7 separate regions of the Homo sapiens genome follow, and regions 2, 3, 4, 5, 6 and 7 are each linked to region 1. The links are chromatin loops, found by intact Hi-C in ENCODE. Cell type or tissue: endothelial cell of umbilical vein. All regions are shown on one strand. Region 1 overlaps CDH13 (cadherin 13). Region 2 overlaps CDH13 (cadherin 13). Region 3 overlaps CDH13 (cadherin 13). Region 4 overlaps CDH13 (cadherin 13). Region 5 overlaps CDH13 (cadherin 13). Region 6 overlaps CDH13 (cadherin 13). Region 7 overlaps CDH13 (cadherin 13).

Region 1 (4,000 bases):
CGCAGGCCCCAGCCCCCCGCACCCCTATTGTCCAGCCAGCTGGAGCTCCGGCCAGATCCCGGGCTGCCGCCTCTGCTGCCTTCCCTGAGCGGGAGCGGAGCGCAGAGAAAAGTTCAAGCCTTGCCCACCCGGGCTGCAGCTGCTTGTTAACCCTCAGAGCGCCACGGCGCGAGGGAAGGGCACGCCAACCAGGAGAGGGGGCGAGGGAGATGCGGTCCGCCTGCAGTCACCTCTGCACCTCAGAGATTTCGGGAAGTTTGAGTGCAGGAAAGCAGCGCTCCGAGGCCAGGCCTGGGGTGCTGGCCGCTGCGGGGGGCACGCCCTGCGCTGCTCAGGGGCCTGTGGTTTCGGAGAGCACCCCGATCCAGTCCCCCATCGCCTCTCTGGCAGGCGTTGGGACTTGGAGTGAGCTGGCAGCCTGCAAGTGGGTGGATAAGAGCCAGGGCAGGGCAGGGCCGGGCAGAGTAAGGAGGGAAAGAGACAGGGAGTGCCTCAGGGTGCTAGGAATGAGTGTTGAGTTCCTGGCCGGGGTAGAGGCTCAGGTGAGAGTTTGCGGGTGAAAGGCAGGGGAAGGGAGTTGGGTTCCCAGGTAGGGACTGTCTGGGATGGGGAGACTGGTGCAGACTTCTAAGGGAGACCACTGTTAGAGCAATGTTGGGTTTAGACTTTGGAAATGGGCTAACATCTCAGAAATGCAGTGATGGGTGATAGTACCAGGGGAGATTCAAGTGCCCGGCTGCTGAGCCCGCTCCCAAGCTCCTGACTTCTTTCTTGGATATACAGTCCCGATTAAGGACTGCCCAGTTATAGCTCCTTTTCTACCAGGCTTTTCTGGTTGATTATCTTGGGGTCCCTACAGCCTTGAGTCTTGCCATGGATCCCAAGCCTGGCTGTGAACCAGTTTTCCAGATGTCCTGTACCCTAGAGACCCCAAGGCTGTATGTGTGTACATATACCCCAATTTAGCAAGGCGGTTTGGAGCATGCCTCAGACAGAAAGGATTCAGACAGATCCTTCCTGCCATCTGCTAGTGGTACCAACCCGGGCAAGTTGTTTAACCTCTTTGAGCTTCCAAGTTCTCCATTGTAAAATAATCTGCTGCCTTCCTAGGACTGCTGAGTGGATAGGATTGCATTCAACAGGATGTCCTATGCAATGCATGCCAGTCTGGGAGCTGTCGGTGTCTGAGAGCACTTACCATTGCCTTGTCCAGGACTTCACAGTCCTCTTTCTTTCTTGGCAGGTTTCAACCTCAGTTCATATTCCAGGGCTTGCCCAAAGTTATGCCTCCTTTAAAGCAAGACAGACCACGTGACAGGGCCCCAGGATCGATTTTTATGCACTAAGGGCTCTGCGCACGGTTCTTTTTGCAAATGAACTGGTGTGTCTCCTCACCCAGGGCCAGGCTGGCACAGGTGGGTTCTGAAGGCTCACTCTATTTATTTAGATGAAGGAAGCAGAGATTTTGCTGTGAATTGAAATGATTGCCCTGAGAGGCTTATTTCTATTTTCAATTGTTATGCATATCAGAGCAAATGTCCACATTAGGATAGTAATTGATATCCTGGTAGCAATAGTACCTCACAGAGAAATCATTTTGATGCAATCCAGTTAACCAGCAAGAAGTTCACGTGCAGAACTCTGTGTGCCATAGAAAAAAGTGGGGAAAGTCTTCGAGGCCTTGAGTCGACGAGCAAAAACACAACTTTCCTGAGGCAGAGAGAAAACAGAAGGGAAAAACAATGTAATAAAACAAATTAGTCACTCGGCCCTGGTGGTGTTCAGGCAAGCCTGTATGTTTTTTTCCACCACAGTTGTAAAGCATCGGGTCTGGCTTTGGAAGCCATCAATCTCTGTAAGCTTATTGGCTTGGTTGTTGTTTTAGGCATTTTGGTAGGAGGTGAGGAATTCTAAGCAACAATGACTGGAAGCTGGCACCGTTGAACAGTCACCTCTCCTATCCCCTGGGGTGTTTTGGGAAAGTCTGTCCCAGAAGTGGCTTCTGGAATTTGCCTATGATAAGTAATGACTGTGAAACAAATCAAGAAAGAAATGAGCAAGAAATTCCATGGTAAATGTGATTCCCCTCCCTATTTGGGTAGCACTTACAACTAACCAAAAGTTCTAACAATGAGTGAGTAATCCCCCAAGAATTAGGAATTTAGGGAGGGGTTCAGGCTTGGAGGACAGTCGCTTGGGAGTGACTGAAAATGTTCCATGGAATTCTGAGATTTCGCTATAAAGTGGGGAGTTCTCTCTAGGGGTCAGAGTCTTGATTTTCAGGATTTTCAATGAGAATCAGTGTCTTATAGTGCTCCTGCAAATTTGTGTGTTATGTTTTAAGAGCAGTGTTTATTTGCAGAACTTTTTGGATGAGGAAAAGGACACAGGGTTGAAGAGGGTGCTGCCCCCTCCCCCCCTAGGGTCAATACATGACAGCCTGTAAGATTTCCAGAGCACTAGGGAAATGGAATATGTAGTGAAAGGAGTCAGTGATAGAGTTCACCTGTCTGAATATTTTTTTTTAGCAAGTCCCAAAACAGGTTTAATAAACTGCAAAGCTGAGTATGTAATCTGGAATTTGTGTAATTCCACAGTCTATACTAAAAGCCCCAACAGTCATCTTAGCTGATCGCTCCTACTCTGCCTCCCTCCCTTCTCCCCTTTTCTATCTTTAGCCCTTGGGTTTTCCGTTAAGTAAAATCTGTTTACTTCCAGAAGTATCCTCTATGTGTTATAGTGAAATTGCCCAACAAACCAACATACTCAATAACTGCATTATCTAAAAGCATCAGCACTTGGATGTGTAAACTGAGCCTCAATCTGAAGTTCAATGTTTAGGTTAAAGTGTAGCTAGGTTCTTGAAAACATCCTTATTTCCTTCCAAAAATACAATTGCTTGGGGAGTCTAGTTAATTTATATTTAGTGGAATGTAGGAAAAGGACAAACTATGGATTTAATTTACACCTGAATGACAGTCATATCATCTACGTAGCCAACAGTGTTTCTGTGTGCGCGTCTGAGTGAGTGTGTACATCTCTGCATTTTGATCTTGTAATACCTGTTGAAAAATTTCTCCAGAAGAGGGCTCCATCCACAGCATTACAAAATTCTGAATCTACAGCTCATTTTAAAGAACTTCAATGCAGCAACTCCATCAAAACAAAACTATTCTCCTTATTCCACATTAATTGCCACAATCACCCCCAAATGAGAAATCCTGCCATTTTTCACTGTATTTATTTCTGTGTCTCTCTCTTTCTTGCTTTCCTTCTTTTGCTCTCTTGCTTTCTCGCTAGCTTTCTTCTTGCTTTCTTTCTTTTCCCCTATTGTAGTTGGTTCTGTTCTAATTCATTCTTTGACTCTGTATCCCCTCTGAGTATTGGAGCAGGGAAAATTTCAAAGATGTTTGTAGACGGTGCAATACGCAATGTGAGGAAGTTCTGAAATTTCCTGGCATTTGACTTTGGTTGGACTTGATTTCATTCTTTAGGTAGCCAAAAGGCAGGAACAGTTCTGCCTGTGGAAGGAGATAACCTTCCCCCTTACATAACCACCCAGAAGGGTGACTCCTGAGCTAGGTCCACTCACTTTCCATCACTCATTGAAAAGGAGAAGGAAATATCCCCCTGTCATCCAATTACAATAATCAGCTGGACAGAATCAAACCAAGTGACCAGTGGTTTTGGCATTGTTTCTATTTAGCTGTCAGCCAGGTACCCATGCACCTGTGAGAATCTGACCCTCCTGAAGGATGCTGCCAATATAATTCCCCACAGCCCGCTTCTTCTGCAGCCACCTGGGATCCCAGGCCTGGCTCCTCAGGTATGAACAGGCTGCACAGACAATGAATGGCTGGGCTGTAGGATCTCTTGCTCCTGCAGTAGGCACTCAGCAGTGGCCTTATTCTAGAGTTAGGGTGGAAAGTCATCTTTCTCTGCTGAGAGAGGCAGCTTGGGGGAAGGCAGGAGAGGAGAAGAAAGGACATTTCTAACTTGA
Region 2 (4,000 bases), 710 kb after region 1:
TCTAGAAATCATTTTCCATGTGTTTTGTATGGCTATCTCTTTCCACTTTCTTGTCATTCAAGCCTCAGCTGAAACATTCCCTCAGCAATAAGGTTTTCTCCACCATTTATTTTGAATAGGTGTCCCCTGCCACACACACACACACACACACACACACACACACACACACACACTTTGTCAATCATACTCTACCCAGTGATGGAAATGTTCTACATCTGTGTTGTCTAATATGGTAACTACTACCTGCATGTGGCTACTGAGCACTCAAAACGTTCCTAGTTTGACTGGAGTACTGAGTTTTTTCATTTTAATAAATGTAAATTGCAATAGCCATATGTGGCTAGCAGCTACAGTATTGGGTAGTGAAGCTTTCGTATTCAAACCTGTCTCATATCCTTCATAGCCCTCATCTGTGACTGAAATTATCTTGTTCATATCTTTTTCTCTTGTTTATCACCTGTCTTTCCATGCTGGGTTATCTTTTCTGCTAACCACTGGATACCAGGGTGTTCAGCGTGATGGCTGACATGTAGTGAGTCCTCAAATAATTTTTATTAAATTAACTTTAAGAAAATCCCACTTAACAGCCCTTCACTGTTTTTAGAGACCATTCCAAAGGTCTTGACTTGTGTTGATATTATTGTCCTCTGAAAAGTCTGAGTCAAACTCTGATTAGTTTTGTAACATAAAATACCATTGGATTGTCTGTTTGCATAATTGGTTTTCTGAGATTCAGCTCCACATTCTGTATTCATCCTAATCAATGGTGTCTCCTTAGTTTCTGTCTTTCTTTCCATTGTGTTAAGATGGATCTGTTGTCTGCCCTTCCCAGTTTCAGCATATTTGAATATTTGGCAAATGTGAATTCTGATTACCTATCCTACTTGTAGCTTATGATACTGGCCAAGTCTTATAGAATGTAGAATCTTAGGATTCAGATCCAAGATATTTGTTATCTTTAGGCACAGTGTTTTTTTGTTTCTGTTTTTTTTTTTTTTTTTTTTTTTTGGTTGAGTTAAAGTCAAGTCCTTGGCTATTTTGGGAAGATGAAAAACCAGACCTATGTTATTACATAAAATTGCCTCAGAGCTTTATTTTGATTGATTTCCTTTGTTAGCAGTATTCTCATAATAGCTTAAAAAAAACATAAAAGTATAAAATTTCACTCTCTGTGAGATCTCCTTTGTGTGCAGATATTACGAGGCTCTGTTCACTTCATTTTTTCTTATTACATGCATTATTTTATCTGCACCAGAAATCAAGTATGTATGTCTGTGTGTGAATTTGCTGGTAAAAGGATGAAGTAATGTTAAAGAAAAAAATTTAAAAATTATCTACCCACACATACCTGGTTTCATTTTGCTCACTGCCTTCAAATTCTATCCATATTTGTAGGTCATGTATGATGATGCTCATGTTATTTTGTGTATTTTTACTCAATATTCTAAGTAGATCAATAAAGTTTAAAAATTATTGTATTGTAATATGTTGTTACACAAACATTCCTTCAACTAGTTCCCTTCCACTGGATGTTCAGGCAGATGCCAGTGTAATTTTATTTTGAGAAATAACAATGCAGTGAATAGTTCCAAATATGTAGTGCAAACTTATATAGGATCAGGAGTGGTATAAAAACGGAACAAAAGTATGAGTCTTTCGTGGTTTCTGTTGAATTTTGCCATGCTTTTGAAAAGGATTATACTGGTTTACAATACCATCAGGTGGAATGTGACTCTACTGATTTATAACAAGAATGTTTGTCTTTCATTTTTCTAATTTGGGCTCTTTTTTGACAATAGTATTGATAATAACTGTAGCAACAATAGCAGCAGTTAATATTCTTGAGACATATTATATGATAGACCATATTTAAATGCTTTAGAAATATTGTTTATAGTGGTTAAAAAAGTGAGCTCTGGAGGCAGACTTCCCAAGGTCAAATCTGGACTCCACCATTTATCTTCTCTTTGCTTTCATTCTCTCCTCTGTAAAAAGATCCAAAGGGTTGTTATGACAATCAAGTGAGATAATATAGTATAGAGCTAAAGTAAGCACTGGATAAGTGTTTGTTATTATTCCTAATAATGAGTGTTTTTGTTAACCCCACTTACAGATGAGAAAACTGAGATCCAGTGTCTTGCTCAAGGTCACACAGATAGGAAAGAGTTGTACTAGGATTCCAAATGCAGATGCCCTTTTCTGATCAAAATACTCCTATGCGGGGACCAACACTTATATCCAAGAGGAAGTATTACTCTTATCGCTGAGTTAAATCAAGGTTGAATTACGCACAGAAAATGTGCGCATAAGGTCCCCGTGATTCACTGGAAATGCCATGACATAATTCTTCGTTTCCAAGACAAACAAAAAAGTTGTTTTTTTATGCTGCCTTCTTCATTGAGATCTGAAAGTAGTTCCCTATGGAAGTGATTCATGGTGTTGTGAAATCCTCCGAAATTGTAAACAGCCTGGTGGGCAGGAATCCCGAGGTCTCATTCAGGCCCCCTGCAAATTCTGAGTTCCTAGCCTGAGGAAAGCCCCCAACAAATACTGACCTGACTTTCTCCTAAAAGATTGCCATAAACACTTTTGGTTATCTCTTAATGTACTTGGTTCATAACTGCTTAGTCAATTATTTTTATTAGCATAACATTCCTTTTAAGCATAATGATATTGGGAAAACAGAAATGATACAAGCGTAATTTCTTGGCTATGACTGTTTATGTTTTGAGTTTTTTTGTTTTGTTTTAACTTTCTTTGCCGATTTGATGAATTAATTGTAAATTTCCCAAGGGGGATCTAAAGTGAACTGATCTTTGCCTTTTATTCTGGAATGTTCAATTTCTATTCTAGTCCCAGTGACTATCCTCTGAGACCAAAATTTCAATATTGCCAAGGGCTCATAAAATTGTCGATATAACCTACTTTCTCTAGAGAACCTTATTTGAATTTTCATAATGAATTAATATCTTCTTTCTCCCCCAATCTCTTTGCTCAAATAGCTATTTGTGGAGACCACTGATGTCAATGGCAAAACTCTCGAGGGGCCGGTGCCTCTGGAAGTCATTGTGATTGATCAGAATGACAACCGACCGATCTTTCGGGAAGGCCCCTACATCGGCCACGTCATGGAAGGGTCACCCACAGGTATGTCACATTGGCTTACCTTTAGCGTAATGGCTTGGAAAGAGGCACACTTTGATCTTTGTGGATTCTAGGGACTGTCTTATGGCTGTTCCAACTTGTCAGCTCGTATCAGCGTCGACTTAATACTTCCCTGCGTAGAAGCCAGGTTGGAAAGCTAAAGTGCAAAGCTTGACCGAGGTGTTGCAAGCTACGGAAATCTCTTTCATTGTCTCTGAAGATCATCCTCCAAGGATGACTGCCATCTAAGTCTCTAAGGCATGGCCGATGTTGGGCACCATGTAAATATCCAGCTTACCTTTGTGAAAGTCCAAGGCTAAACTTTGTGCTATAGCAGGGCTTTGATGAGAATTGGGTCCCCATTACAAACTCCTCAGTTCTTTCTTTTCACAGTGGCCTTTTAATAAGAACTATTTTAGTAAAATAGGTAGGACTTCTTCCCTTCCCTTAGAAGATGTGCATGAAGAAATCTTTTGTCTTCAGTCAGAGGACCAAAAGGAGGATGTTTGATATCTCTCTCTGGAAATGCGTAAATGCATGTGCCTACTGTTATAGAAGTCACTCAAGGTTACTATAGAGCTCCCGCTGTCTTTTCCCATGTTTAACCTTTCTATCAGGGACGGTTTTAGAATTTAGAGCTTCCTTTTTTGCCCCAATACATACAAATTAAAGTATCCCACAGCCAGCAGCTGAAGTCACTCCTAAGTATAATGCTTGAGAAAATGAAAGAATAAAACAGAAAAATTCCTCTTCGGCTCACTTTGATTTTCAGCTTTAAAATACACTTGAGTGAAAAAAAACACCATATTAAGAGTATCATATTAAGAGTATCATGATACTCCTAGATTATGCCCAA
Region 3 (4,000 bases), 820 kb after region 1:
AGAAAGGATGGCATTGTTTATCCATATTCAGAAACCACAGGGCTGGGATTTTTTTCAAATGAGGCCATGCTAGTTAATTAAGACTTTGCCTTTCAGGGATTATTTATATTCTTAATTTTTGATATTTTTCATGGCAGTGGAGTCTGAATAAACTCACAGGTGTGACCTCCTTCCATGCCAGCTACTACTCTCTCATTTAATCCTCATACAACACTGACATTTGAGTAATAGTTTTCCCATTTTGCAGCTGAGGAAACTGAGGCTGCGAGAGTTTATAATTTATAAAAGCTTTTATAATTTATAAAAGCTTTTATAATTTATAAAAGGTTTTATAAATTATAAAAGGTTTGCATCATTTTCACCTACCCGAATCATTCTTCTACAAAAGAAGAAAAGTTATTTCAGAAAAGCTTCCTAAGTTTTCCCTAAAATGAATTTCTGGCCTAGAAAATCAGATCCTGCTGTGTTCACACTTGGCCTCAATTTCCTCAGGCTTCTGGGTCATTAAGGAGGAGCTTTATCACCTGGCTGCAGGGTGGAGGAAGCCAAGATTCTGGACCGATAGCCTCCCACAGCTGCGTTAGTATTCCACAAAGGCGCAACCAGAAGATAGCAAGGAACTTTCACACTTGGCTTTAATTTCTCTCTGCACATTTTGTTAGCGATAAAGACCATCATGTTTTTTCTTTCTCCACCTTTTTTGCTTTTAGAATTCTGAATAGATGTTTTCATCACGTGGCTAAGTAAAACTGGAATAGCTGAGATTTCCAGAATTCAGTTAGAAGATCTGATAAGCATCTAAAACTTGTCCTAAGGTAGGGGGAGAAGTGTTTAGCTTGGAAATATAACTCGGAGTTCCCAGTCTTCCTCAAGTAGGTACTTGGGGAGATACTGAAGTAGGAGGAAGATGATTCCTACAAACCACGCCGAACAACAGACAGTTCAGAGATCTTTGTGCCTCTTGACTCAAAAAGGCAACTAAAAGATTTCTAAAGCATTATCCCCATCCCTCCCCCATCAAACTTTTTTATTGGGTATAGAAAAACATGAGGAAGGTCAGGTGCTGTGGCTCAGGTCTGTAATCCCAGCACTTTGGGAGGCTGAGGTGGGGGGGCAGATTACAGGAGGTCAGGAGTTCAAGACCAGCATGGCCAACGTGGTGAAACCCCATCTCTACAAAAAATACAGAAATTTTCTAGGCATGGTGGCATGTGCCTGTAATCCCAGCTATTTAGGAGGCTGAGGCAAGAGAATCGCTTGAACCCAGCAGGCAGAGGTTGCGGTGAGCCGAGATCATGCCACTGCACTCCAGCCTGGGCGACAGAGTGAGACTGTCTCAAAAAAAAAAAAAAAAGAAAGAAAGAAAAAAGAAAAAATTAGAAAGTACCTTCACTAGATTTAGAAGTAAGCCCTTAGGCATAGATGGTCAGCTGAGCCTTTTTAAAAAAGGAAGTTGCTTAATGAGATCGGTTTCCACCACTCAGTGTTAGAGTTTTGTGCCTCCAGTTTTATAAAATAATGTAAATTATTCCCAGCCGCAGAGAAGAAAGGACAGAAAATGAAAATTAGCAGGGTACAGAAGTCCATTCTGCTGAACAATGGAAGAAAAACCACACAGGGATTTGGTACCATTAAACTCTGGGGCAATTTTCTGCTCATTTCTCCATCTCCTCTCTTTCTGGTGGTAATCAAAGGAACGAGCTCCAGATAGGAAAGTCTTCCCTGTAATTAATTTAAACAAGTTCAGTAGACTCCAATTATCTAGTCTGCTACAACATGGAGAAATGACTGGGAAAGGAACTCCTGGGCAACTGGAATGAATTCCATGATGGCTTTATTAAGGAGTACATGTAACAAATCCAAAGTCTTTAAGCTTATCCTTTTGGGGGGCTTTTAAAAGTTATGTCTTTATAATAAAATAAAAGCTGGGGACCATGTTTACCTCTATCTCAAGTGTTAAGCTGAACCATTGATTTATTTCCTTAGAGTGATGCATTACTGCCACCTAATGGTCATGTACCTGCATTGAAGGGGTTAAGAAGTAAGGAAATGATTTAAATAGACTTACCACCACCACTGGTCACCCGTCTTAAAAAAAAAAAAAAAAAAAAACAAAAAACACCTTATAGTAACCTTTTTTTTTTTTTTTTTTTTTTTTTTTTTTGGTTTGTGCTGGATGCGGTGGCTCACGCCTGTAATCCCAGCTCTTTGGGAGGGCGAGGCAGATGGATCACCTGAGGTCAGGAGTTCGAGACCAGCCTAGTCAACATGGTGAAACCCCATCTCTACTAAAAATACAAAAATTAGCCGGGCGTGGTGGTGGGTGCTTCTAATCCCAGCTACTCAGGAGGCCAAGGCAGGAGATTTGCTTGAACCTGGGAGGCAGATGTTGCAGCGAGCTGAGATCACGCCACTGCACTCCAGCCTGGGCTACAAGAGCTAGACTCCATCCCAAAAAAACAAAGAAAAAAAAGTTTGATGGATGAAGCAGATGAGTTACTGTGGATCAGGACTGTGGAAAGCCCGCCAGTTAGACAAGGGATGTTGCCCTCACCCAAAGAGCAGATAAACACCATTGGTGCTGTTTGAGCTGGGCGGGGCAGATGATACCAGATCTTTAGCAAGATGAGTTTCACACCTGTGTACAGGAAGAAGCGTGTGAAAACAGGTCAAGAGGATCCTGAAATAAACCAAGTGTGAGAGTATCAAGGTGACAAAAGGGTAATGGAGGCTGGAATGTGAAGTTAGAGATAATCATTTTTTTAAATTATATTAAATTATATTTTATATTATATATATTAAATATTGATTTATTTTTTATAATTTATAATGATTTATATTAAATATCGACTGTTTGCCAGGCACCATAGTTAAAATGAGATAGACCAGTTCTCTCTCTCAAGAAGCTCCCACATCAAGTAGCCCTTGATGTGATTCACTCTGTGGTCTGCAGAAGTTGCCCCACCTCTCTGGTCCCCAGTCTCCTCTGTTACAGGGAAAAAGATTGCTCTGGGAGTTTTCAGAAGCCCCTTTGACTCCCAATAGGAACTTGCCTGGAGCAGGTACTTCCAAGGGAATGAGAGGAAAAGCACAGTGTTTAGCTGAGATAGGGGTAAATATGGTCCCCATCTTTTATTTTATTATAGAGATATAACTTTTAAATGATAGCTTTGTGTAGGTGATAGTGGAGCTGAGTGAGCTAAAGATTTTTTTTTTAATCTCATGATCTGAGTCTAGCTATCTGGAGTGGAGCAGGAAATGTGGTATCACTGATATGTAAAGAAATCAGTAAGGAGGGGCTCATTTGCAGATAAAAGGGAATAAAACCAGGGCAGGCATGCAGACACCATCATGGTAGCTAGACATATAAATGCAGAGATCCAAGATACCAACTTCAGCTTGGAGGGAGAAACAAGATCAAAGGAAGAGGGTTCAGCAGTTCTGTGCATGACACTGGGTCAGATCTCTTCCCTAGAACAAGATGCTCAATGGCTGTGTGCCCCAGAACAAGGTGCTCAGTGTCTCTGAGCTTCATGTCACTGTTGTGTAAAAGCAGCACTATGATAGGGGCCTCTTCATAGAGCAGCATTGAGTATCTTTGGTTTAACATGAGAAGAGTGACTGGCCCTGTAAGCTTCAGCAGATACTAACTAGTATCATTATAGCTCCTCCTCCTCTTCATGATGATTTATAGAATTGGTCAATTTTTCCAGGGAAAAGCAGTAGAGATGAGAGTAAGAGGATGCATTCATTCCATGCCTGCAAGACAGCCCAGCTGGGGAAGGTGAACTTCAGTGGTGGGGAGGAGTGAAAGGAATAGAAAATAGAGATTTGGGGAGGATAGGGTGGACTGGTTCCACACCTCTGAGACAGCAAAGACTCCAAGAAGTTTCTGAGCAAAGGTCACAGGACTTGATGATTTGGAGGTTACTGATGACTTTCGAAAGAGCAGCCAGTGAGGAATACAGGATTCTTCGTATGGAGACAGATTACAGAAAGA
Region 4 (4,000 bases), 590 kb after region 1:
ATTCCCATGTTCGTTGCTCGTCAGAATGCATTGTATGTTAATAGAATCTTCAAAAAGGACCTGCTCATCTCAGGTGTGCTTAGGAGAACAAGAGGAAGGAGTTTTAATCCATATTTGGGCAAAGGTGGTAATGAGAGGTGAAGCCAGCTGGACTTCCTGGGTGGAGTGGGGACTTGCAGAACTTTTCTTAGAAGAGGATGGTAAAATGCACCAATCAGCACTCTGTAGCTAGGATTGTAAAATGCACCAATCAGTGCTCTGTAGCTACCTAGAGGTTTGTAAAATGCACCAATCAGTGCTCTGTAAAAACGCACCAATCTGCACTCTGTGGCTCGCTAGAGGTTTGTAAAATGGACCAATCAGCACTCTGTAAAGTGGGCCAATCAGCACTCTGTAAAATAGACCAATCAGCAGGACATGGGTGGGGACAAATAAGGGAATAAAAGCTGGCCACCCCCAAGGCAGCAGCGACAACCTGCTCGGATCCCCTTCCACACCGTGGAAGCTTTGTTCTTTCGCTCTTCACAGTAAATACTGCTGCTGGCAGAGAGGGGTGAAGCAATAATGACCACAGTGACAGAGAAGAGGTGAGTGTGCTTGGTGACCCCTTCCCACGCAGGGAGCTGTTTCCAGAGCACTTCTCTTCTGGGAGGCCTGTGAATTTTGTTATTAAAAAGGAAACCTAGGCCGGACGTGGTGGCTCACACCTGTAATCCCAGCACTTTGGGAGGCTGAGGCGGGTGGATCACATCAGGTAAGGAGTTCGAGATTAGCGTGGCCAACATGGGGAAAACCCATCTCTACTAAAAATATAAAAATTAGCCAGGCATGGTGGCGTGTGCCTGTAGTTCCACCTACTTAGGGGGCTGAGGTGGGAGAATCACTTGAACCTGGGAGGCGGAGGTTGCAGTGAGCCGAAATTGCACCACTGCATTCCAGCCTGGGTGACAGAGTGAGACTCTGTCTCAAAAAAAAAAAAAAAAAAAAAAAGAGGAAACCACCTATTCCCTCAGAAAAGGATAGAGATACCATTCTTACCCATTAACAACAGTGTAATTTTATTGTGATGATTAATATTGGAATTATTAGCTTTGATTAACTGAGCTCCTTCTGTGTGGCAGGACATGTACTTTATAGATGCCATCTCATTAAACCCTCGGCAATGCTGGGAAGTAAGTGGTGTCATCTGCACTTTAAAGATGAGGCGATGGACCGTGTTCATACTCACACAGTGGATCACTGGGAAAGCTAGGATTGCAACATATAGCTGTCTAATCCGTGGAGTTCATTCTCGCTACTTGCCAGCCACAGGGATCCAATGGTGAGCCCAGTAAGCTGTGGCTCTTGACCTCATGGGGCTTCCAGGCAGCAAGTAGAGGGGTCAGTGGAAAAGTATCAGTTGGATTAATCAAGTCAAGCAATGACTGAAAATTATTTTCATCAGAGAGTATCAAACACCTCTTTTTTTTTTTTTTTTTTTTTGAGATGGAGTCTTACTCTGTCACTCAGGCTAGAGTGCAGTGGAGCAATCCCAGCTCACTGCAACCTATGCCTCCCAGATTCAAGCGATTCTGCTGCCTCAGCCTCCAGAGTAACAGGGATTACAGGTGTGCGCCATCACGCCCAGCTAAATTTTCTGTAGTTTTTGTAGAGACGGAGTTTCACCATGTTGGCCAGGCTGGTCTTGAATTCCTGACCTCAAGTGATCCGCCCACCTTGGCCTCTCAAAGTGCTGGGATTACAGGCATGAGCCACCACGCCCGGCCCACATAGTTTATTTTTAATTTTCTTTTGTATCCAATTTTCAGTTACTCTTAAAAATACAAACATATGTAATTGGTGTTTAGTCAACACTCAGTGTATTTTAATAAACAACATTTTTTAATCGGAAAAAAAAAAAACCTGTAATGCCTTGAGTGATCCTGCCAGATGAACCCTGGCGTAAAGTTCATGCTGCCTTAGGCACCATTGCCACCTGGTGTCAGACATCGGAATTGCAGGCTTGGCGGCAGCTAAAGTGGCGGGGGTGGTGGGGTGGTGGAGCAGGGGGCGGGCAGGACCCATTTTGATTAGGAGAGGGCAGGTTTCCTGTCTTAGCCACCTAAACCCTCCAGGCGCTGTTGAGTATGTGTCAACAGGTGCCTGTTCGTTTGTAATTTGGTGACAGCTAGATCTGTATCAGCTTTCTTTTATCTGTGTGTCCTGAATGATTATTGTGTTCATGACCTTTCAATTGTTTTGTTATAATCAAATTAACGTTTGAAGGTTCTGATGATAAAGTGACATAAATATAGATGAATACTTGAGGGTAAACTCTAGATTCCACTTATGCCAATAATAGTTCTCTTTAGTTGCACATCTACATAAAAAGACCACCCCCCATACTTTGACCCCAACTGCTTCTCAGCCTAACCCTCTACATGCTTAAGCATATGCCAGTAACTCACGATTTGCAAAACTTTCCAGACTCTTCCTTGTCTGCCTGCTGCCTTTGTCTGTGCTGTTCCCTCTGCCTGGAACTACTCTCCTCCACCTTTCCCTTCCAAATTTATTCTTCAAATGTCAAATCAAGGTCGACAATTTGTAGGAAAATTCCATAAAGTAAATTCAGAAACGACAGTGTTGTATGTTGTATTGCAGTGTCTCTAGAGAATGGAAGATGTGGTTCTGAACCCATTTTTATCTCTTTCATAGCTTTGGCCATGGCCAGCTTGCTGACTCATTCTATCTCAGTGGTTTCATCCATTAAGTGGAAATAATAATGTCCTCTGCCTCCAGCATTGAAATATATATATATATATATATATATATATATATATATATATATATATACACAACCCTAATTTGAGGTTTATATATAACATATATATTTTATTTATTATATATATTTAATACATAGGGATTTAATATATGTAATATTTAATATATATAATGGGGTTTAATATATATAATATGTAGGGTTTAATATATATATTAATATATAATACATAGGGGTTTAATATATATAATACATAGGGGTTTAATATATATATTATATATCATATTTAGGGGTTTCACATATATAAAACCCCTAAATTGAGGTATCTATATATAATATTGATGCATATATATTTAATATATAGGGGTTTGATATATATAATATTTAGGGGTTATATACATATTATATATATAAGCCCCCTAAATAGATGTGTGTATGTGTATATATGTGTATATATGTATATGTATAAACCTTTTCTGATGAGACAAAGTGCTTCCTCTGCACCATGCCTAGTACCTAGTAGAAGTGACAGGGCAGGTGACACTGGATTAGTGGATATATGTAAATACCTGGAATCTTGATCAATGCATGCGCAGCAAATGGCTTCCATTACCTTTTTTGTTTTGTTTGCAGATAAATATTTTTTTGAAAAAAATATATTTCGTGGAGTTAAAAATAATAAAATGTCCAACTTTGACTGAACTGGCATTATTGCCCTCCTTGATCCATCACTGTATGTCACCCGAGTGCTGGTAAGCTTCCTCAGCTGCCAGCTGCAAAGACGTGGATATTAGGATGAAAGGCGTTAGGCAGTGATGCTATTTCTGGTGCTGTTACTTTAGTCAAATCTGTGTTCACCAGGTACCCATGTGCTGGCACCTGTGATTAGTGAATTGCTCATGGGAGTATGTTTGCAATGTGCTTTCTCTGTGTTTTCCAGGCAGTTTTAAATGTCTCTCTGTTTTTCTGACTAGGTAGTCGATAGTGACAGGCCAGAAAGGTCCAAGTTCCGGCTCACTGGAAAGGGAGTGGATCAAGAGCCTAAAGGAATTTTCAGAATCAATGAGAACACAGGGAGCGTCTCCGTGACACGGACCTTGGACAGAGAAGTAATCGCTGTTTATCAAGTGAGTACCCCTCTCCCATGCCCACCCTGTGCGCAGAAATGTGGCTTTCAAAGATTGTTTTCTTCCCACTGAGCTCATTATTTCTGTGCCTCATCAAACCCGGGACTGCATGGCT
Region 5 (4,000 bases), 130 kb after region 1:
ATGCATGGCCCACCATCACCTTAAATTCAAGATATCCAAAACAATTCTCCATCAAAAAAAAATTCTTTATAGCCAAATGGAAGTGTGCTGTAATGAGAGGCATGGACTTTGATTCTAGTGCCAAATTGTAGGTCTTAATGAGCTTGCTGACTGTGAGCACGTCACTGATTCTCCCTCATCTCAGAGTTTTGCCATCTCATAAACAGGCTTGACCTCGATTAATGGGTTTTACTCCACAATCCATGGGGCCCTTTATTCTGTGGGTCCACCTCAGAAGCTGTCCAAACATCAAGAGAGAAGTGGCCTTGGTCCAGTCCTGGGCACCCCATCTCCCATCACCAAGGGCCATCTGTCTTTCATCTTTTCATATGTTAAAGTTCCATGAACTATTTCTTCTCTGAAGTAGTCATCCACTAATTCATTGATTCACTGTGAATCATGAATAAGATCATGATCACTCAGGAACCCTCTAGGTCTAGCATTCCGTGATTCTTCGGTTAGTGCTCACGCTTCTGGAATGAAAAGTACAAAGGTACAGGGGCAGCAGCTGGAGATGACAGCACAGTCTGTTGCCATGTGTAGTTCATGGCGCAGGGTCAGGGCAGAAACTCCTTAATATTAAACTTAGTGTACAGTAACTCTAATGCCTGATATTTGATTTGCATTAAGCACTGACAAGAACCTTTCATGTCTATTTCTGCCCTGGGGTCCTAAAACATAAATTTTAACATTCCTTGCTTCTCCTTGATGATCATTCCCACATAGAAATGGAACTGCATTAATAATGATTGTTGAAAAAATGAATAAATGATTGTTGAATGAATAACCGAATGAATGCCACCAGGGAAAATTATTGTCTCCATTTCATTTTAGGGCCTGAACTTTAGGAGAATAAAGTTATCCTAAAGAGAGCTGTTGGAACCTGCCTTTCTAACCAGCTTCCTATTTTCTAGAAAAGGGGTCACTGTTTGTAGGAATTGTCTAGGATTCCTGAGAACTGCCATCAAACATTCATTTTGCTTTTCCTATTGCTAAGCATTATCAGACAGAGACACAGCTTCTACACAAAGGAAGATGGTAGGGCATTGTCTGTTCAGGGCTGCTAGATCAATATTATAGTTTTATTTATCTATTAATTTATTTGGATTTCTAAGCAGCTCTACCTTTTGTTACGATGATTATATGGCAAAATGCAAAACAACTTGACAGGACTTTGCTATCTAGACTTTTGATAATGATCTCTAAAAGCCAACTCATTTCATTTGCGTCCTTTTATGAATAATACAAAAAAATCCAAACCTTAACTAGTGTTTGTCACAGTCAGTGGGTACTTCATGAGCCAAGAGTGCATAGAAAGGTATTTTTGGTTCATTACTAGGTTTCTATAATTGACCTGACATTTTGTGAGAGCAATCATGTTTGTTAAGGAGAAACTCAAGCCAATGCTGTAGTTGCAAAGTTCTCCTTACTATTACCCTGGGAAACAAATTCATCAGAAGTGTGCAGATGTGTTTTATGTGTGCGTACACACATACATCCCTATGCATACACAAGCATGTACACACATTGGCATGGGTCGACCTGATAAAATATATGCAGTGTTCTCTTTGTCCAAATCCAGCTGGTCATCTAGGGACTGTATAGAAAATTTGCCAGTGCCTGCAGCCCTACTCCATGTTTCCCTTTTTCTCTGCAGCTTGAGCCTCACCTTAAGGCCTAAGTGAGATATGCATTCTGTCCCAAATGATGGCTCATGGGGACAGAACATTTCTGAGTCTTCCTTTCTGACCCTCTAGTTATATGGCAGTGATTGCACTGAGGGAAAACCAGGAAATAACAAAGGAAACTGCTTAAGCAAGTTGTGTTTGGGAAGATTAGAAAAGGGAGTGCACAGGAGGATGAAGCTGAAGTCTCTGAGGAGGTAATCTTGTTCAAATAATAGCTTTTCTTGTAACCATATTTTGTCAAATTGGTTATTTCTGATGATGTATCCCCAATTTTCTGAAATGTTTTAAAACTTACATTGTAGCTTTCTCTCATTTCCTTATTCCTATGTTCTCATTCTGGTCCATCATCTGTTCATTTATTCAGTCCATTCTTTGTGTATTCATTCAATTATTCTTTCAAGTGACATTTACTGATAATTAAAACTGTTAAAATCACTGACGTCAAGGTCTATGAGCAAAACTGAACCAAACCAAAACAAGAACTAAACTAGAATCCGTTGTGGCGGGATTGACCACTAGGTGGTATGTCCATTCTTTGGCCTTACTGGGGATTTAGGCATTTGTTTTGGTTATGTGCCTTGTTAAATATTCATCATGTCAAAATGGTGGTAGTAACATGAACACAATCAAGAAAATATGAAGAGAGTGATATAAATTATATTTGGAGCTCAGAGAGGGGCCAGGAAGACTTTACATGTTGGATTGCTTCTGCCTTAGGCAGAAAAGAAGTTGCAGAGCGTTCTAGGAGGAGTGAAATACTTGAGTAGGGGCTGGGAAGCAATAAAGCAAGTGGTATTTTCAAGTTTATGCATCCACAAGATCAGTGTTCAATATTTAAAATGTTCAATGTGTAAACTCTATCATGGAAAGATTTTTGAGGAAGTAGCTTGTAAAAAGTTGCATATTTCTATTTGTTGCTAGGGTTACCTAACCAACAGGTTCTTGGCTAAGCAAAAAACTACAGTCTGTAAATTAGATATTCTGGAATAAAAAATTTGGGGAAAGAGGAAAAGGACTCATGCTCCCAAGAAGGCCAAGTGAAAAGTGATATCCTTCTGATAGGGAAAGAAGTCATGAGTCATTAGTCTGGACTGCTATAGTAATGATAATAATAGTAAGAATAATAATAGCCACCATTTGTGGATCACTTACTGCAAACCAGGAACTGTGTTAAATCCTTCTCATGTGCAAGCTGCTCCTTTAACCTGCGTGGCAACCCGGGGTGACTAGCTGTTAGTATAGCAGTTCCTTGCCCAAGTTTCTCAGTATCTTTCAGCCTCAGTTTCCTGTTGGGCAAAATAGAGATTACGGGACAGTGGGAACATTAAATGAGGCTATGCTTGTTATGTGGTTAGCATGGTGTCAAGCAGGGAGTAACAGGTCAGTGAGAATTATAGTATTAGCTACTATTAGCATTTCTCCTTCCTCGTTAGTATTTTTCCTTCCCTGAGGAGGAAACAGAGAATTAGGAGGACCAAGCTGAATATAAGCAGTACCTGAGAGCATTCTTGGAAGATTATGCTTTCGTGAGCTCCTCTTAGAACTGAAAATTGATGATGAGAGAGACAGACTGTCACCAATGCATGACTATCACCTTGTCATTATTAAAGCACTTTCCACTAGTTTATATTATTTTATTCTCATAAGCTCTGTGAGGGCCAGGATTTGGGTCTTCTCTTGTCCCTTGCTACATCCTCATCTATATCAGTGGCTGGCACATTATCTTTGTTGACGACTGACCTTTCCTTTTCCTCTTTCTTTGCCTGGCAAACTGTTACTTGCCCATCAGGATCCATGGGGACATTGACGCTCCTCCATCACTCTCACCTCCAGTCCTCTCTTCCCACACAACTCTTAGTTCATACAGTGGTCACAGTACCTCCATGCTGTATTGTATCCTATCTACTCTCCTGTTTGTCTCTTGCTGCAGACTCCTCTAAGGCAGGGACCACTTTTCACCACCTTTCCATGCCCCTGGATCCTTGTTCAGATTTGGCTTGATGTACGCACTTTGAAGATACTTGAATGAGTGACCACAAATATCTTCATTTGCATCTGAACAATTTTCTTGATATTTGAACTTCTTACCCAAACCCCCAAGTCCAAAGGCCCTTGTCTTGAGCTTACAGGTTTTCAAAGAATGCTTTACCTGGGTATAGGGCAGCTCTCACATGCCTGGGAGGAAGCCTTGGAGCAAAAACAAATCGATGGCTCTGAAAGAATTATGTCAACATTTAATTGCAAGAGATAGCTGCTCTGCCCAGAGGGCTTCC
Region 6 (4,000 bases), 310 kb after region 1:
AGTAAAAAGGACCTACCTTGGAAATCATTTCAGAAAACTGATTCTTAAGCAGTGATTCTCGAACTTGAGTGTATATCAGAATCACGTATAGCAGGGGTCCCCAACCTCTGGGCTATGGACCACAGCAGGAGAGTCAGCAATAACCCCCTGAGCTCCACCTCCTGTCAGATTGGTAGTGTCATTAGAGTCTCATAGAAAGTGGCTATGTTGCCTGGGGTATATACCCTGGGGTTTCTTGTTGTGTACCAGGAAAATTTAGGTCATGGACACACACGAGGAGTTTAGGAGTGGAGGTTTAACACGTAGAAGAGAAGAGAAAGAGAAACAGCTTCCTCTATAGAGGAAGTGGTCTTGGAGCAGAAAAAGACCAGCGGGTGGCAGCTGTGCTGAATTTTATAGTCAGGTTTAAAGAGGCAGTGTCTGATTTGCATAGTGCTCACCCATTGGTTCTGTCAGGTATGATGTTTACACAGGGCATGGGCAAGGCTGGTCACCCCACCCTAATCTTATGCAAATGGGCTTTCCAGTTGATTGGCACCATCTTGTCTGCTTCTTACTGTACATGTGGCTGGCAGAGAAAGGAAGACGGAGCTGCCATCTTGAACATGTCTAGTCCTTAGTTCCTGCCAGCATTCACCTGTGCAAGTCTCCAGCTTGCTTGTCTATGTCTGCAGCTCAACTTTACATTTTCTTTGTTAGAAAATTATTTGGGGTTGCTTTTTATTAAAAAGAAAAGCCTTACCAAGGATTCCCATGCCCTTACCATCTGCCTGTGTAATTTCTTCTTAACTCCTGTATCATCAGGAACGTGAACCCTATTGTGAATTGTACATGCCAGGGATCTAGATTGTGTGCTCCTTATGAGAATGTAATGCCTGATGATCTGAGGTAGAACAGTTTCAACCCGAATCCACCCCACCCACCAACTTTCCCCATCCCATGAAAAAATTAGCTTCCACAAAACTGGTCCTTGGTGCTGAAAAGGTTGGAAGACTGCTGATCTATAGGGTTTATTAAAACAGTAGGCCCCCCACCTTCAGCATTTTTAACTCAGAAGTTCAGGGATGAGGACTGAGAATTTGCATTTCTAACTAGTCCCCCGAGTGGTGATGCTACTTTAGATCGTAACGTTCATATTGAAACATTTGTCCTACCTACGGATGCCAATGACCAAGGCATATGTTGGACGAGCACTGTGAGAATAGGTAGAATCAACTCTACTTGAGTGCATTGCCCACACAACTGCTTAGTCTTGTGTGCGTTTAGGGAAAGAACAGGTGGGGAGTGGGGGAGGTACACTTCGCCCAACCATTTGCTTGTAGATCTTCATGGACTCCTCCCAGAGTTCACCTTTGAAGACTAAGGTATGGTAGTGCCAAGAGTGGAGATACTCCTTTATCAGGGCCTCTGGGGTCATGGTCCTGGGCTGTGACCTCAGCACGACATCAGCACAACCAAAACAAACCACAGGCTGGTGTTTAGGTTCTTGTCAAGACCTCATGCATCATTAAACAGAGGGCAACTGCAGAGCTCTCCATTCTGTTTTAAGAAAATAGAAATAGTAACTAGCATTAAACTAAACCCACAAACGCCTGTTCCCTCTTGATAGGGTGGTCACGCTACTGCTGCATTGTTTTGCTTTTTCTTTTTTTTCTGATGCAGCTATAGTACAAGCCGTGACTCATGCTAGGTGCTAGCCTCACAGATATACATAAACATTCACAATCAGGTTTCCAAAGCTGTTTCCTTACTTCCCTTTGTTGCTATTTTACTTTTCATTGGAGGTTGGGCGAGGCAATCTTTAAATGAAGCTATTTTTTCTTTGTCTCTCTGTCCCTCTGTGTCTCTCTCTGTGTCTCACACACATACACATGCACACACACACACACACAGACACACACACACACACACACACAGTCTAGCTGAATCACGAATTCCGTGAGAACAGAGTCAGCATTTGTATATTTTCTCAGAGATCTATTCCTAACCTTAATGCCATACCTAGCACATAGCAGACACACAAAATTTGTGACTGACTGAATGAATAAACATGTATATTATTGCAAGCCAGTTGCAAACAGATATATTGTTGCAAACAGAAGGTTACCTGTTGATCCTTCCTATGTTATCTCTGAACTGCAGGAACTTCATTTTTTCTATGAACCAAATGTAGGTCATCATGAATCAAGCGTCCATAATATCTGTTTGTCCACATATAACCTATTTTATAGCAGAGCTTATATTCTGATGATTTGTAGATTTAATGTTGTTTATTCATCATATCTATCACATTTGTTTTTTAAATATTTCTAAACAGCTGATTAAAGTACAATTGGATGGAGGTAAAAATATTTTTAAAGACGTATAATATAAAAGGACAGTAATTGGATATAGTTATTCAAATGTAACACTTAATTTACTTTGAGTTTTTACTTAACCCTGTAACAATGGAATTGTGTTAGCTTACATAATTTTCATTGTTTAATTGAAAGAAGAAGAAAAAGAAAAAGCAGCTGCAACAGCGGTAGCAACAACACGCCAAAAAACGGAAAGATAATACTTTTTCCACTTGGCATTTATTTCTGGGAAGAATGTATCTTAAGAGCCTTTACTGAAAAGGGCATTGAGTTACACAGGCAATAGCTTTTTCAACAGCTATTTTTCCAGAGGTGTAAAAACAGCCTTTGCCTGGTTACATTGTATATCTTACCTCAGTAAAGACATGAAAAGGAATCGTGATAAGGTGAATGCACTCCTACAGAGCGCTAAGCTTCCTGGCGATTTGACTTGATTCGGGAATAGAACTCAGTAAACTGAGCAGATTAAATGATCAATGTTTCTTTTAGATTAGCCCTCTCAAATATCAATGGTCTCTGCCAGCCTTAGATGAGATAATGAGGTAATTTCAATACTGAGCTTTTGACAGAGTGTCTGAAGTGTAAAGAGTCTGTGGTATTAGAAACATGTCTCAGCATGGCACTGCCCAGCATCAGCAGGGGCCTTCTGAGAGGCCACCGTTGTCCAGAGTCTAAGACACTGGTCCAGTGGGGACACATGAGATGACATGGGTTTGTGTGTGTCTTAATTGCAGTCCTCGAGAAGAGACAAGGATGTGAGTGTGTATAGTTTATTTAAAAGGTGCAGGAAGCATCAGTACTGCACACAAGACAAGGAAAAAGAAAGGAGAGTCAACGTAGGGTGCAGTATTAAGCTATGGTAGGCAACTAAAGTTTAATCCTGTAAGAAAACTCTGGAAGTAATGTAGAAGACACACTTCAGAGTTATCCATCCTGAGGAGGGAGGGAGTTCCCTTCAGCTGGAGGTACTTATTTCAGTGCTCTTGGTTGAGGACTACTCCCAGAAAAAGGGTGTTGATTTGGGAACACTTCCAACCAGAGGGGCATCACACCTGCCACATACACAGGAAGATTCATCTTCTGTGGTTCTGGGAAAAGCCTTCAGGCACAGAACTGCACATCCTGCAATGGGAGGTTGTCTGGAGCACAGTGAAGTGGGGTGCAGTCTGAGGAATTTGGCAAGACACTGACAGCATCTCCTCTGGTGTGGAAAATGGCATTAGAAAGCAGTGGTCACAAGGCTGGGTGCAGTGGCTCACGCCTGCAATCCCAGACATTTCAGAGGCTGAGGCAGATGGATCACCTGAGCTCAGGGGTTTGAGATCAGCCTGGGCAACATGGTGAAACCCTGTTCTACTAGAAATACAAAAATTAGCCAGGTGTGCTGGTGTGCACCTGTAGTTCCAGCTACTCAATAGGCTGAGACAGAAGGAATGCTTGAGCCAGGGAGACGGAGGTTGCAGTGAGCTGAGATGGCACCATTGCACTCCAGCCTGGGTGACAGAGTAAGACCTTAGCTCAAAAAAAATTAAATAAAAGGGAGCAAGGGAGAGGGAGGGAGAGGGAGAGAGGGAGGGAGGGAGGGAGGGAAGGAGGGAGGCCTGTTGACAGAACAATGAATAATTACGCACATACCTAAAGCG
Region 7 (4,000 bases), 440 kb after region 1:
ACTCTACCCTTCATGGAAGACCAATTCATAATCAGAAGGCTGCTTAGTGAGCATGAAGTGTTGGTTAGAGTGAGTGCTTAAAGGCACTGGACTAAGAAAGCCTAACTTTACCAAGGGGTTCAGACTGTCTTTGTCACCAAATGCTGAAGTCTTTGCTTCAGCAATTTTTCCTGCCTCTAGGATGAGTACTGCAAAGTTGCCTCCAGGAGGCATCTTATTTTCCAAGCTGCCATGGATGACTGACCGTTTTAAGCGTCCTTCATTCTTCAGATGTGCTAATACCATCAATTAGGTAGTAGAGTTTCACTTCCCTAGGAGCCATTTTGTCTTTGCTACATTTATCTTTGCTCTTATTCCAAAGAGCAGCCTTCATTCTCTTCCTATCAAATCTTTCAGCAGCAGAAGGCAACTGACTGTATCTCTGAGTAATGTTGATAAGTATTGTGTTGTGGAGGCTCTGCATAGTACAGTGGTTAACGGCACGGGCTGAGAACTGAGGAATACCTACTGTCTACTTGTCTACTACCATGCAGAACTATAGTAAGTCACTATATCCCTTTGAGCCATAGTTTCCAGTTCTATAAAATGGGAACCATCCATAGTTGGTTGTATCAAGGACTCAATGACAGCAAACAAGTAAAAGAACCCATATAGTGTTTGAGACATGATTGTGCTCAAGAAATGATAGGAAACAAACGTACAAACGACAAGCATTTTTTGCTGCAGTTTGGAAGTATTAATGTTTTACAACCTCCACAAACTAAGGTTCATGATCGAAGAACCTCACTGAATATTTAACTTTAGGGATAAAATGCACAACCTATAATAATTTTAGTGCAATTGATTTATTATAGTCAAGGGAAACATGACTGAATAACAAAAGTAGGTTAGGAAAATACTGAAACAGAATAGGATGAAGAAAAGCATTTTAATGAAAAAGGAAAAGCAGAGAGCAGAGTAGTAATCTCTCTTGGTTCCTCTCCTTCCGTCAGCCTGCTGTTCCTGCCCCTCTCTTCTTCTCTCTGGCCTCTAGATACCGGAATGTCTCAGGCCTCCCATCCCCTCTATCCTCCATTTCGCCACCTGCTCTGGCCAAAAAGTTTGAAGGAGGACCTATGAAAAATATCCCTGGCCTGGGCTTAAGAAGCCTTCACCCTCATTCTCAACTCTGAGGCTACCAGAGCATGATCAGTTCATCATCTCAGTCAATCCTCCCAGCTCCTCTATTAGATCCATATGACTGCCACTTTGTGAAAGATACAAGGAGGACTTGGCAAAACAAGGGCCCCACCTGAAATGGATAGCTGAGAGCATTACCACAGTCGGATCTGCTGGGTTGAATTGTACACAGCAGATGCCAACTTCCAATGAAATTAGAATCATATTTCTATACATTTTCTTAAGTGCCAGACATCATTCTAATCATTTTATAGGCATTATCTCACTTAGTGTCTAAAAAACCCTAAGGTTTTGCCATATAACTTTCATCCCCACTTTATTATCTATCTAGAATAACTGAGGCTTATGGAGGAAAACTGACTGACTCATTGCTGCTTGGCTATTAAGTGGAACTTCCCAAGACTCTGTAACTTTGGAGACTAGTCACATATGAAATATGCTACCCTCTCACTTGTGTGATGACGTTCAGGGTTTGGCGAATGTTGAGCAAGCCAATAAGGTAAGGCTGTATGCGGTACAATTCTCACACTCGTTGCTCTTTTTGTTGTAACCAGCCTCTTTAAACACTATGGCCTGACCCTCTGAACCAGCCACCTGACCATTCTTCTGACTTCCCAATAAGCCTTTGCCATCACCAAACATACTGGCCTCCATGGTCTTCATCTTTAATGCCATTAATTAAAAAAATATGCCCCACAGCTCTGCAAGAAGAATTCAGCAGGCAGTTGGCATAAAAAGGTTGGGAATGGTTTACATCTTTGAGCTTCAGTATTTTAAGTCTGCAAGTTCATGGAGTGCAAGGGCTGTGGACACCCTGCTTGCCAATTTTTCTGCCTTAACCGTTCCCTGCCCCCTTGTTGTTCAATTTCTGGCCAATGTCTAAATTTTCCAAAAGGAAGTATGGTCTTTTGCATTATGACACATGATTGCCACCCACTGGTTAAGAATGTTTTCACTATGAAGGTTTAGAAGGTTTGCTGTTGAGGCAAAAGTTACCCATTTCCCATGCCCCCAGTTCAGTTGTCTGGATATCCCAGAACAAGAAGCATTAACTGCTTCAATTTAAGTCAGATTCTCAAAATCCCAAAGGCATGTCTTTCACTTATCCCATAAAACATCTAATTAAATTATTTCATTTAATTGTACATCTTGAATTATTTGTTTGCATCTTGAATTATTTTTGTCAATGCGCATTTTCCAATAAAGGAGTAATCAGTGGTCTCAATGTCATTCAGATGAGGCCACCCTTATTTATCAGAGTTCTAACACCAATCAGTATTCATCCACAGGGCTCTTTAGTGGAACTGTGGCACTCTTTAGTGGAAATGTGAGTTTCAGATTTCTGATTAATAAAAATAATTTGTAAATATGATCACATAATTTTTGCAATACCGTTTTCTTTTCTAAGAATCACCTATAGAAACACCTACTACGTGCCAGGCATTGTTTTATGTGAACATTTCATGTATGTAACAGCCCCCCCTAAGGTAGAAATTGTTATTGTCATTCTTATTTTGAAGATGAAAAGCTGAGGCATGAAGAGGGTAAGTCACCATCCAAAGTCACCTATCTAAAAAATGCAAAGCCAAGATTCAAACTCAGGAAATGTGTTACTAGAATCTTATCTACTATGCCATGCTGCCTCTCAGAAAGACTATCACTGCTTCCTCCAGCCTCATCCTCTTGTCTTTTCCTGGGCTGGGGCCATCCTCACCCTGATTGGCTCTCCCCAAAGGCTCACTCTGACACCCATTCCAGTGCTAACCCTGTTCAGAGTGGACAGGAACTGGTCCATGCATCTCCTTAGATTTAACACGATAGGCTCTGTCTCTCACAAGGGCAGGCAGCAAGCAATTGTCTTTTAGAGGAAAACAAACCATTTGAACTAAATGTTGATTCTTGCTCTCTCTAGAAATGCAGACAGAAATCGGCAATCAGTGTAGTTGATGGATACCAGAAAAAGAAATAAAAGTAAGGAAATGAAGAAAAATTGGGCCAATGGCACTTTAAAAATTTCCCAAAATTTTGAGGACAACTTCCCTTTTTTTCAAGGCACTTGATGCTTCTCTAGATAGAAAAATTGTTTTCACCTAAAATATCACACTAGCTGTTCTGAAATCCTCTTGCTTCTTGGCATGCTTATTAAGAAATTCTGCTCTTGCAGCAACAAATCTCAGCTTTCTTTGCTTCTAGAGAACTTTAAAATCATTAACTATCCTTTAAAAACTCACTCTTGGAAATACATGTGGTCTCTTTCCCTATAACTAAATATTTGATACAAGCCACTATCAACTTGATACTGACAGTTTAAGGGTGTTGGGTACGATGACCTTTGAGGTGCCTTCTGGCCATAAGTACCAAGGAATTCATAAAGTTGGATTAAATGATAACAAAAATTGGAACTTTCCCTTTATCTTCTTTTCTTCTTAAAGAATAAGTTAAGATACATTGATTTCATTTCACAACTTGCACGGAAATGAGTGTTTTACTGTTGATGTTTTTATGATCTGTAGTTTCCATTCTTTTTAATAGCCTTGGTGCAGTATTAAAAAAACTATCTTGGTGATAAAAGTTATTTTAGAAGTAAAAGTTGCTTTAGAAAAGCAAACATGACTAATATAATCCAAGTTTTCTCAGGAAGGAAAGCGCTAGTGTGACTGGACAATGCTGAGACGCCCAAGAAGATGATTGACCTTCAATTACATTGAAGGGAATGACTGAACTATTTATCTGTGAGGGATTGTAAATCAGGAGCCAAGGGAAAGCCTTGGAAATTCAAATGTAAAAACCTAGTTCAGCAAAGGAGTTGTCTTAAGCAATA

Evidence for each region. A loop is a pair of places that touch in the nucleus more often than their neighbours do. Peaks named below come from ENCODE experiments on the same cell type or tissue, not always from the same donor. Only the 100,000 strongest peaks of a DNase experiment are listed, where the experiment ranks them.
Region 2: a loop joins it to region 1, with 7 times the contacts of the local background. A loop is called at or near these places in 10 of 110 quality-filtered maps.
Region 3: a loop joins it to region 1, with 5 times the contacts of the local background. A loop is called at or near these places in 14 of 110 quality-filtered maps.
Region 4: it touches region 1 in a loop (4-fold over the local background); 16 of 110 quality-filtered maps call a loop at or near these places.
Region 5: a loop joins it to region 1, with 5 times the contacts of the local background. A loop is called at or near these places in 10 of 110 quality-filtered maps.
Region 6: a loop joins it to region 1, with 5 times the contacts of the local background. A loop is called at or near these places in 3 of 110 quality-filtered maps.
Region 7: a loop joins it to region 1, with 7 times the contacts of the local background. A loop is called at or near these places in 20 of 110 quality-filtered maps.

Annotation. Positions count from the first base shown.
Region 1 is chr16:82,627,816-82,631,815 of GRCh38, forward strand. The region is part of intron 1 of CDH13 (cadherin 13); the gene reads left to right. Among named protein-coding and RNA genes, the nearest start is that of CDH13, 2.8 kb to the left of the region's middle. RefSeq lists an enhancer at 1,239-2,438. In endothelial cell of umbilical vein, no CTCF peak of the experiment used is centred here; DNase peaks (open chromatin) are centred at 256, 1,086, 1,856, 3,066 and 1 weaker place; H3K4me3 peaks cover 745 bases; H3K27ac peaks cover 4,000 bases.
Region 2 is chr16:83,341,860-83,345,859 of GRCh38, forward strand. CDH13 (cadherin 13) reads left to right here. Exons shown (of 14, transcript NM_001257.5): 6 at 3,003-3,147. Among named protein-coding and RNA genes, the nearest start is that of CDH13-AS1, 56 kb to the right of the region's middle. RefSeq lists an enhancer at 2,165-3,364. In endothelial cell of umbilical vein, no CTCF peak of the experiment used is centred here; a DNase peak (open chromatin) is centred at 2,342; H3K27ac peaks cover 2,212 bases.
Region 3 is chr16:83,444,963-83,448,962 of GRCh38, forward strand. The region is part of intron 6 of CDH13 (cadherin 13); the gene reads left to right. Among named protein-coding and RNA genes, the nearest start is that of CDH13-AS1, 47 kb to the left of the region's middle. In endothelial cell of umbilical vein, a CTCF peak has its summit at 2,017 (motif pointing left); a DNase peak (open chromatin) is centred at 1,989.
Region 4 is chr16:83,213,613-83,217,612 of GRCh38, forward strand. CDH13 (cadherin 13) reads left to right here. Exons shown (of 14, transcript NM_001257.5): 5 at 3,733-3,885. Among named protein-coding and RNA genes, the nearest start is that of CDH13-AS1, 180 kb to the right of the region's middle. In endothelial cell of umbilical vein, a CTCF peak has its summit at 1,994 (motif pointing left); a DNase peak (open chromatin) is centred at 1,949.
Region 5 is chr16:82,753,529-82,757,528 of GRCh38, forward strand. The region is part of intron 1 of CDH13 (cadherin 13); the gene reads left to right. Among named protein-coding and RNA genes, the nearest start is that of MIR8058, 67 kb to the left of the region's middle. In endothelial cell of umbilical vein, a CTCF peak has its summit at 2,278 (motif pointing right); DNase peaks (open chromatin) are centred at 1,823 and 2,963; H3K27ac peaks cover 2,543 bases.
Region 6 is chr16:82,935,546-82,939,545 of GRCh38, forward strand. All of the region lies in intron 2 of CDH13 (cadherin 13), which reads left to right. Among named protein-coding and RNA genes, the nearest start is that of MIR8058, 250 kb to the left of the region's middle. In endothelial cell of umbilical vein, no CTCF peak of the experiment used is centred here; DNase peaks (open chromatin) are centred at 1,706 and 2,606; H3K27ac peaks cover 2,070 bases.
Region 7 is chr16:83,066,811-83,070,810 of GRCh38, forward strand. The region is part of intron 3 of CDH13 (cadherin 13); the gene reads left to right. Among named protein-coding and RNA genes, the nearest start is that of CDH13-AS1, 330 kb to the right of the region's middle. In endothelial cell of umbilical vein, a CTCF peak has its summit at 2,104 (motif pointing left); DNase peaks (open chromatin) are centred at 2,091 and 3,781; H3K27ac peaks cover 889 bases.